3 separate regions of the Mus musculus genome follow, and regions 1 and 3 are each linked to region 2. Evidence: chromatin loops called from intact Hi-C (ENCODE). Cell type or tissue: heart. All regions are shown on one strand. Region 1 overlaps Hadh (hydroxyacyl-Coenzyme A dehydrogenase). Region 2 has its middle 6.0 kb from the start of Ostc. Region 3 overlaps Hadh (hydroxyacyl-Coenzyme A dehydrogenase).

What was found. Hi-C counts contacts between places; a loop is a spot of excess contacts. Peaks named below come from ENCODE experiments on the same cell type or tissue, not always from the same donor. Only the 100,000 strongest peaks of a DNase experiment are listed, where the experiment ranks them.
Region 1: a loop joins it to region 2, with 5 times the contacts of the local background. A loop is called at or near these places in 23 of 42 quality-filtered maps.
Region 3: it touches region 2 in a loop (7-fold over the local background); 24 of 42 quality-filtered maps call a loop at or near these places.

Annotation. Positions count from the first base shown.
Region 1 is chr3:131,244,792-131,247,291 of GRCm38, forward strand. It overlaps Hadh (hydroxyacyl-Coenzyme A dehydrogenase), which reads right to left. Exons shown (of 8, transcript NM_008212.4): 4 at 369-495. Among named protein-coding and RNA genes, the nearest start is that of Hadh, 26 kb to the right of the region's middle. In heart, CTCF peaks have their summits at 1,128 (motif pointing left) and 1,685 (motif pointing right); DNase peaks (open chromatin) are centred at 1,240 and 1,760; H3K27ac peaks cover 667 bases.
Region 2 is chr3:130,714,209-130,716,708 of GRCm38, forward strand. No RefSeq gene overlaps it. Among named protein-coding and RNA genes, the nearest start is that of Ostc, 6.0 kb to the left of the region's middle. In heart, no CTCF peak of the experiment used is centred here; a DNase peak (open chromatin) is centred at 1,253; H3K4me3 peaks cover 783 bases; H3K27ac peaks cover 540 bases.
Region 3 is chr3:131,236,679-131,239,178 of GRCm38, forward strand. The region is part of intron 6 of Hadh (hydroxyacyl-Coenzyme A dehydrogenase); the gene reads right to left. Among named protein-coding and RNA genes, the nearest start is that of Hadh, 34 kb to the right of the region's middle. In heart, a CTCF peak has its summit at 1,272 (motif pointing left); a DNase peak (open chromatin) is centred at 1,333; H3K27ac peaks cover 294 bases.

The sequences.
Region 1 (2,500 bases), 530 kb after region 2:
CGAGCTAGAACCCCATGTCAGAGAAGACCTGCGTATCTCCAGCATGGAGCAAGCTGACCTCAGCAAGACGGTATGAAGGTGTATGGGTCTCCCCTGTCTCTCTCATCATGTCAGTGACCTCGTGTTCCTCCCAGTCTGATGTCCCTGTCAGCACTGTCATTGGCCCTGACACAGGCACATAAAAAAAACAAAACAAAACAAAACAAAAAACAAAGTAGAGGAGCCTTCCAAGATAAGAGCTGCCCTTTCTTCCTCTCCTGAAGAGGACAATTGTGACAACCGATATACAAAGGGGGCTTTTTTTTTTGTATCGACCTTCCAGGTTCCGGTTACGTGTCACGCAACATCAGGACCAGATGCCCACTGACCTCCACAAGCTTCATCATAGGCACGGGGTTGAAAAAGTGGAGGCCAGCAAATCGGTCTTGTCTGGTGGTGGCATTGGCTATGTTTGTGATCTGCAAAGAAGACGTGTTGCTGGCAAAGATGGTGTGTCTGTGGAGAGAAGAAACACGGGAGCCCATTGTCAGCATCACGGCACCGTATCATCCCGGTGCCCGAGGCAGACCTACCACCACTCCCCACCCCACCGCATGTCCCGCTGAGGAAGTCAGTCAGAAGGTGCAGCAACAGGAGAGGCTGAAACCAAGCGACTGCGTTTTCTATTTAAATCCCCACATCTACCAGACGTGGCACAGTGAAGTGATCAGACACTTGAAACTGTAAACAATCCTCAGAGAAACACAGCTGCGCCCCCAGGAGCATAGAACAGTTCCCCCTCTAGTGCAGAGCTTTAACCTGGTCATTAGACAAGAATGGAAATGAAGACACAGGCTTTGAACATGGCCGAAAGGGAAGTTTAGTCTCAGACAACCTGGGACAGAAGAGTACACACACACACACACACACACACACACACACAAAACACATGTTCACAGACCTCCGTTTTACAGGCTATCCTGAAAACACACTTGTCTTATTTTATGCATATAGAACCTTAACTTATCAACTTGCAAATCACATACTGTCAGAGACCAAATCCAATTCTCTTCTCAAAACTTCATCTGCTAAGACCAGAAATAAAGTGAGGCTGCCAAAGGCACCAAGGCAAATCCCGTTCCTACAGCGCCACCTTGTGGATAACTTACAAACCAGTAGGATGCCCTTTAGCACAGTTGGATCTGGTCCTACTACCCAAGGACAGTGGCCCCTACTGACCATATTCTCTCTAGGGTTGCTGACCAAAGTCAGGGGCTGGCAGGAAGAAACCAGCTGGGGCAAAAAGAAATCAGTAATTTGGAAAAGAGAGACGCCTGTGAGTATCCAAATACACATATACACCTAGTACCTGGGTGGCTGAGGCAGGATTGTGGGTTGGAGGTTGTCACCTTGGACTACAGAAGAAGACCGTCTTTGGTGTGTGTGTGTAGACTAAGTGGGTAGGTAGGTAAGGGACGAAGGTATCCGAGGCTTAAGGTCAGGCACTAACAGATCCAACCTCTGGGGCGGGCTTTTTAAAAATCCAAGGTACCAACTGGGAAGGTCTTTGAAATCTTCTACCTCAAGACCCTTCAGTCACAGGCTGGAAACTTTGGGCCATCCCCAGGTAAGGTAGAGCTGGCCTAGCCTCCCGACTGCCCCTCCCCCATCCTCTCCTTACCCTCCACTGACACCAGGGGGCGTTGGATGCTCACTGCCACTAGGTGACCTCGCATCAAGGTCAGACTGCTTCAGGAGAACAGTGAAGTCACGTTGTTGTTACTGGCCTTGGTTTGATGGCCTTCCCAGGCTCTGTGCTGACTTGAGAGACAAACCCCAGTACCAGGTGTCCTCTTTGTCCTGTTTCTGAAGCGCTAAATGCACATGACCAGCAGAGTGCTGTACAGGGGACAAGAAGGTCACCAGGACACACACCTGAGGGTTTACAGCCCCATAAGCTGATGTGCAAGTGTTTCCTTCAGCCACGGGTCACCGGTGCTTCCCTAAAAATGACTTTTGCTTGTAACTTTACTCCATTCCAGTCTAACCAAGAAGGGAAGTGTGGCCAAGTCGGCCATGGGCCATAGACACATCACGTGGGCATAAGCACGCGGCAGTGAACCAGCCAGTCATCATAACTGCCAAAAGCTAAGAGTCAAACACTAAGAGGCGGTCCTAGAGTGTGACCCTACAGTGTTACCTATGTACCATTTTACAAGCCTGGCAACTCCTCCATGACCCTGCTATGGCTGCCTTTCCTGCTGTCCTTCCCAGGAAGCCTGGTGTTCACTGAATGCCCTCAAGCGGGTTCCAATTAAACCCAAATAAAATTGAAAACAGAAAAGTGTTCAAAATGGCACAAAGGCGCTTTGCCTTCTGTCTGGTCCGCTCTGAACTCCCCAGCAGGCATTTATTTAAGACTTTCCCCCGGGGCTGGTGAGATGGCTCAGCGGTTAAGAGCACCGACTGCTCTTCCAAAGGTCCTGAGTTCAAAATCCCAGCAACCACATGGTGGCTCACA
Region 2 (2,500 bases):
ATGTATGCATATATCCCCACTCCTTTAAAATTTATTATCACTTTCTAAGTTTTTACAGTGTGTGTTTACTTTCTATGTATATGAGTATTCTGTAGCTGTTTTCAGACACACCAGAAGAGGGCATCAGGTTCCATTACAGAGGCCAAAGTGGTTGCTAGGATTTGAACTCAGGACCTCTGGAAGAGCAGTCAGTGCTCTTAACCACTGAGCCAGCTTTCCAGCTCTGTGCATATGTCTTTTGCCTGGCTATATGTGTGTGCCTTGCATACCCTGGAATGGGAGTTAGAAACAGTTGTGATCTGTCAAGAATAGAGCCTAGGTCCTCTGCAGGAGCAGGTCTTGCTCCTATCCACTGATCCATATCTCCAGACCCTCCCATTTTAATTTTTGAGACGAGATAGTGCCAGATGCTTGGACTGACTGGCCTTGAATTTTTGATCTACCTGCCTTATTTTCCTATATAGCCAAGATTCCAGACATGTGCTGCCACACACACTTGACCTAGAAAAAGAAGGAAAAAAAAAAAAAAACAAAACCAGAAAAAAGCAGAGGTATTAGACAACCAACATATATGTCCGTTGTGCATAGGGGAATTATGCTGTCTTTTTTTTTTCTTTAATTTATGTTTTGTTTTGTTTTCTGAGACAGACTTTCTCTATGTAGCCCTGACTGACCTATATCTCACTCTGTAGATCAGACTGGCCTCGAACTCACAGATATCCGCCTGCCTCTGCTTCCTGAGTGCTGGGACTAAAGGTGTGCACCGCCACCCCCAGTGCCACGTCATCTTATCCAACCCATCCAATAATTCCCTGGAGTAGATGTCAAGGTCACTCCTCAGACAGAAGATTCCTAACCGTAAATATGGTCAAAATTCTGACGCTGACATGGCCAGAAACTAGCGGAAGCCTTCCGCCGTGTCTCCTGTAGATTTGAGTTCTGAGGCGCTAAAGAGAAAGAGGGCTGAGTTTCTCTACGTGTTCGAGGGTTAGATGGCCGCTGGAAGTGAACGGTGCCGCAGACTGTCAAGAGAGGAATGACTGCTACATAGCAGTGAGTTAGACTAAAATATATGCATACATGAACGCGAACATATAGACTTTTGTAGAAAAAACTATATACATTGAAATTAAATCTTTTCGGCAAAGCTGGTATAATTCAAATAACCATCTGAACTTCCCACTTGTAATTCCTTCCTGTGGCCACAGTGGGGCAGGGTTTCTCTTTTCTAGTACTCCGTCAGACGCAGTTTTTCTCTGGCCAAAAAACCGTACTTTTGATAAGTTGAGATTTGTCAGCTGTGCTCACAAGCACAGTAAAAAGGCAAACTTGTTTTTTAAAAACTTGCCTGGATGCTATGATCAAGTAAGTGCAATTAAATATAACATAAATAGAAAAGGCTGCTTCCTGGAGCGCTCCAGCATATCTTTAAAATGCAAATGGTTTATTCCTTTAAAGATGAAAGAAAAACCTCCTGAAAGCATCATTTTCAAATGAATAAAATATCAAACCCAGGATTTTTAAAAAAATGTATCTAGCTGCCTTGAAAATCATATAGATTTATAAAACTTTAAAAATGGGTCTGGCAAATTTTGGCCAACTGAATATTTTTTACAAAGAATAATTCTATTAAATTTTTAACATGATACATCTTTTAATAAATATGCAGGACCCCTTATGGTGGAAGGAGAGAGCCAACTCTCGCAAGTTGTTGTCTGATATTCATGTGTATGCTGTGGCATGCAAGTGCTCATAGGCATACATACATATACACAGACATACAATAATAAGTGTTTTTTTAGAAGTCATTAATATAAGAGATTAAAAACCTGACAGCAAATGCTATCCCTATCATCTGTTCCATCTCCCTATGCCTTAAAAAAAAATGTTACCAGTATTAATGGATTCTTTTGATTGAAGACTATCTTTTACCCCAAGGTTAGGAATAGCATCTAAAAGCACAGACTTTAATCTTTTCAAAGAATTTGAACTAAAACCCAGATTGCAATTTCACTACATATGTGAAATATGGCAGTGGCTTCAGAACTCAAAGTCCTTGCAAATGGGCAGCCGTACCACGGCCGTCCTCATCAACGGCTTTCGGGGCTGCTGGGAAATCAAAGAGCCTTCTCACCTCCAGAAATGATCTTTCCAGAGGTGAGTATGTGGAGTACATCTGAGCGGCTGCTGCTGCTGCTGGCCAAAAGCCTCGAGCAGCAACCCTGGCTCCAGGGCTGTCAGCCAGGCCTTCCAAACACAGCAAACTCTAAGCACCAACATAGAGAGAAACAAAACAAAAATACGTGGGCTGAAATGACGAAGGACCCTTGAAGGCATTGATTTGGCTGTACTTATGTGCATTGAAAAGAAAAAGAGTATGTTTTATATATATTAAATGAAATATCTAACTTTTTAAGAATGCTGTAAAATATTTCCATATGTACATTGTATCAAAGTACTTTCCCTCGAGTTCAGTTGAAAGGAAATACGCCGAACATTA
Region 3 (2,500 bases), 520 kb after region 2:
CCACTAGACACTTGCAATGAGACATGGGCAAAGTGTTCAAGCTACTGGTGACATAACAGGGTGGGGGTGGGGGGCAAGCACTGCAGCATCCAAACCAGCTCACGATGTGCAGGCAAAGATGAACAGAAGCACTCAGACTTCACCAGCTCAGTCCTCTGCCTCTGAGGCCGGGGTTCTGAAGGGTGCAGAGACTCCCAAAGGAAGCTGGAAGGGCACTGGAGACAGACACTACAGCACATGCGCAGAGGACATGAGCCGGTACGCGCAGTACAGACCGGGCTCTAACTCCACAGCTCGCACACACATTGTTCAGGATGTGGAGACGCGCGATGCTAAAGTGGCCTCCAGATGCCAGACGTAACCCCCTTACAGGCTCCTGCTCCAGGTCTGCTTCCTGCAAGCCGTGGCCTGGGCCTGGAACAGTAGCCCTCCTATACCTTCAAGCCTTAGCCTTATTCTAGGCTTCTGTCACATGGCTCCAATCAGAACCTCTCCCCCACGCCCCACCCCCCAACCCCACCCTGCAGCGCATGAAACAGAAGCAGCTAGGCCCAAGAGCCAGAACACCCATCATCGCTGTGTCTCTCCACAGCTGTCAGAGCCACACTGACAGCTCATTTAAAAAGGCAGTGTCCCCTCAAAAGAATGCACACGGCCCGGGGACAGAAATCTAACAGCTTCTAACCTAACCTAAAGTCATTTAATCAAACCCATAGTCAGAGCCAAAGGCAAGACTATAATTCCCAATTCAGATCCTCACTTGAAAATTATTACTATTTCCAAAATTATTGAACGGCACAAAGTATTTTTTTAAAATCAGTACTCTTATACAAAGTCAACACAATTAAAAAAAAATCGTAAGCAAATCAGAGTAAATAGGCAAAGAGAAAAATATAGAAAAGCAACAGATACAAAACGTTGGCCAAGAGGGAGTTACACATAGCATGCTTTAAACCTAAATTCCTGCAATGCCCAGTACTTGTCTGAGAACCTGGTGGCCCTTCCATTTAAAAAACAAACAAAAAAGCCACACAGACCTCCGCTTCACTCTCTTTACCTCCCCTGAGTACATACTGTGGCCCTGAACTTTACTCAGGACAATGAGGTGAAGTTTCCTCAAAAAACAAAACAAAACAAAACAAAACAAAACAACAACAACAACAACAACAACAACAAAACCCTCCAAACCTAGATGGCTGGAGGCTTGGGGCTAGAGACCAGGGACCTGCAGCCACCGTTGAGTCCTTGTCTAAATCTCTGGCACCACCTGCCGGTCAGTCTCAACATTACCAGCTACAAGCTCCAGCTACAAGGACCAACCAGCAAGGAGCGGAGCCCTGCCAGACAGACCCTCCTTCCTGACAGGCGGCTAAATCCCCACTCTGTCTGGAGTGAGCTGTTGGGGACATGAAGATGAGGACTCTGATCATGCCCCAGGAAAGACGACAGCTGGGAAGTCAGATGTGGCGTGCCATAGGGGAGGGAGGCAAACGGCCCTTAGGAGAGCTATCAGAGAGAGCAATGGCGGATTATGCCCAGTTTAGAGCTCAGGGACAGCATTGGGGCTCTGATGGAATGATGTACATGGAGGTGATGGCAGAATCTTAGGGTGAGGTAGAAGAGTTCCCAGCCAGGGCTTGTACACAAGTTACGGAAGAGTGTTCTATTTATCTCCAGCCAGGGTAAGTATGGAGTTTGGGGGTGGGCACTTTGTATGCGTGCCTAGGACACCCTACAGTGACAAGAAGGTGAGTTCATGACATCCCAGGCTACTACAGCACAGCCGTCCTAAGGAGAGCTGACCACACGCCCTCGCTGACCTTTCAGAGCTGAGCGAGCTCAGGACAGGGCCGACAGCTTCCCAAGCCTACGCTACTCTGCCCTCAGAGCTGGGGCGTCACCGTACCCATCAAGTGATGATGCCAGGGACAGCACACCGCTGTGAAAAGCAGGCCTACTGCAGGAGGCTGTCAGAGCTCAGACTTTCTACACAGGGTGCGAGAGGTGCAGTGGGCACTCATGATATTCGGCAGCTGCTCAGTCTCCCAGACATCCTTCTACCATCAGACGGCTCTACCACCAAAACAGCATTTACCAAACTGCAGGGACAAACACACACAAGCCGGGACAGAAAGATTCTCCCTAAAGGAGCCAGGGAACAAAGCCAGCGCACCAGCCGGGAACACGGACAAAAAGAGGGAACAGGGTCCTCCACTTTCTTGGCGAGCATGGTGTAGGAGACAGACCCGAGAAAGCATGTAGTGACCAGGATAGCTGTGTGGCCGAGCCTCAGTATGGTGGCCTGGTAGGAGGAGGTGGGGCTGGGAGAGAAGAGGAACACCGTTGACATCGAGGGATCAAAGGTGACAGGTAGCAACCAACAGAGGGGGTATCTAAAGGCTTCAATGAAAACGCAGAACCCAAAAAAGTGGGCATGTGTCTCAGCACGCCTCAGAGTTGGCCAACTGAATACCCAGTGACAAAGGGACGTTATAAGAGG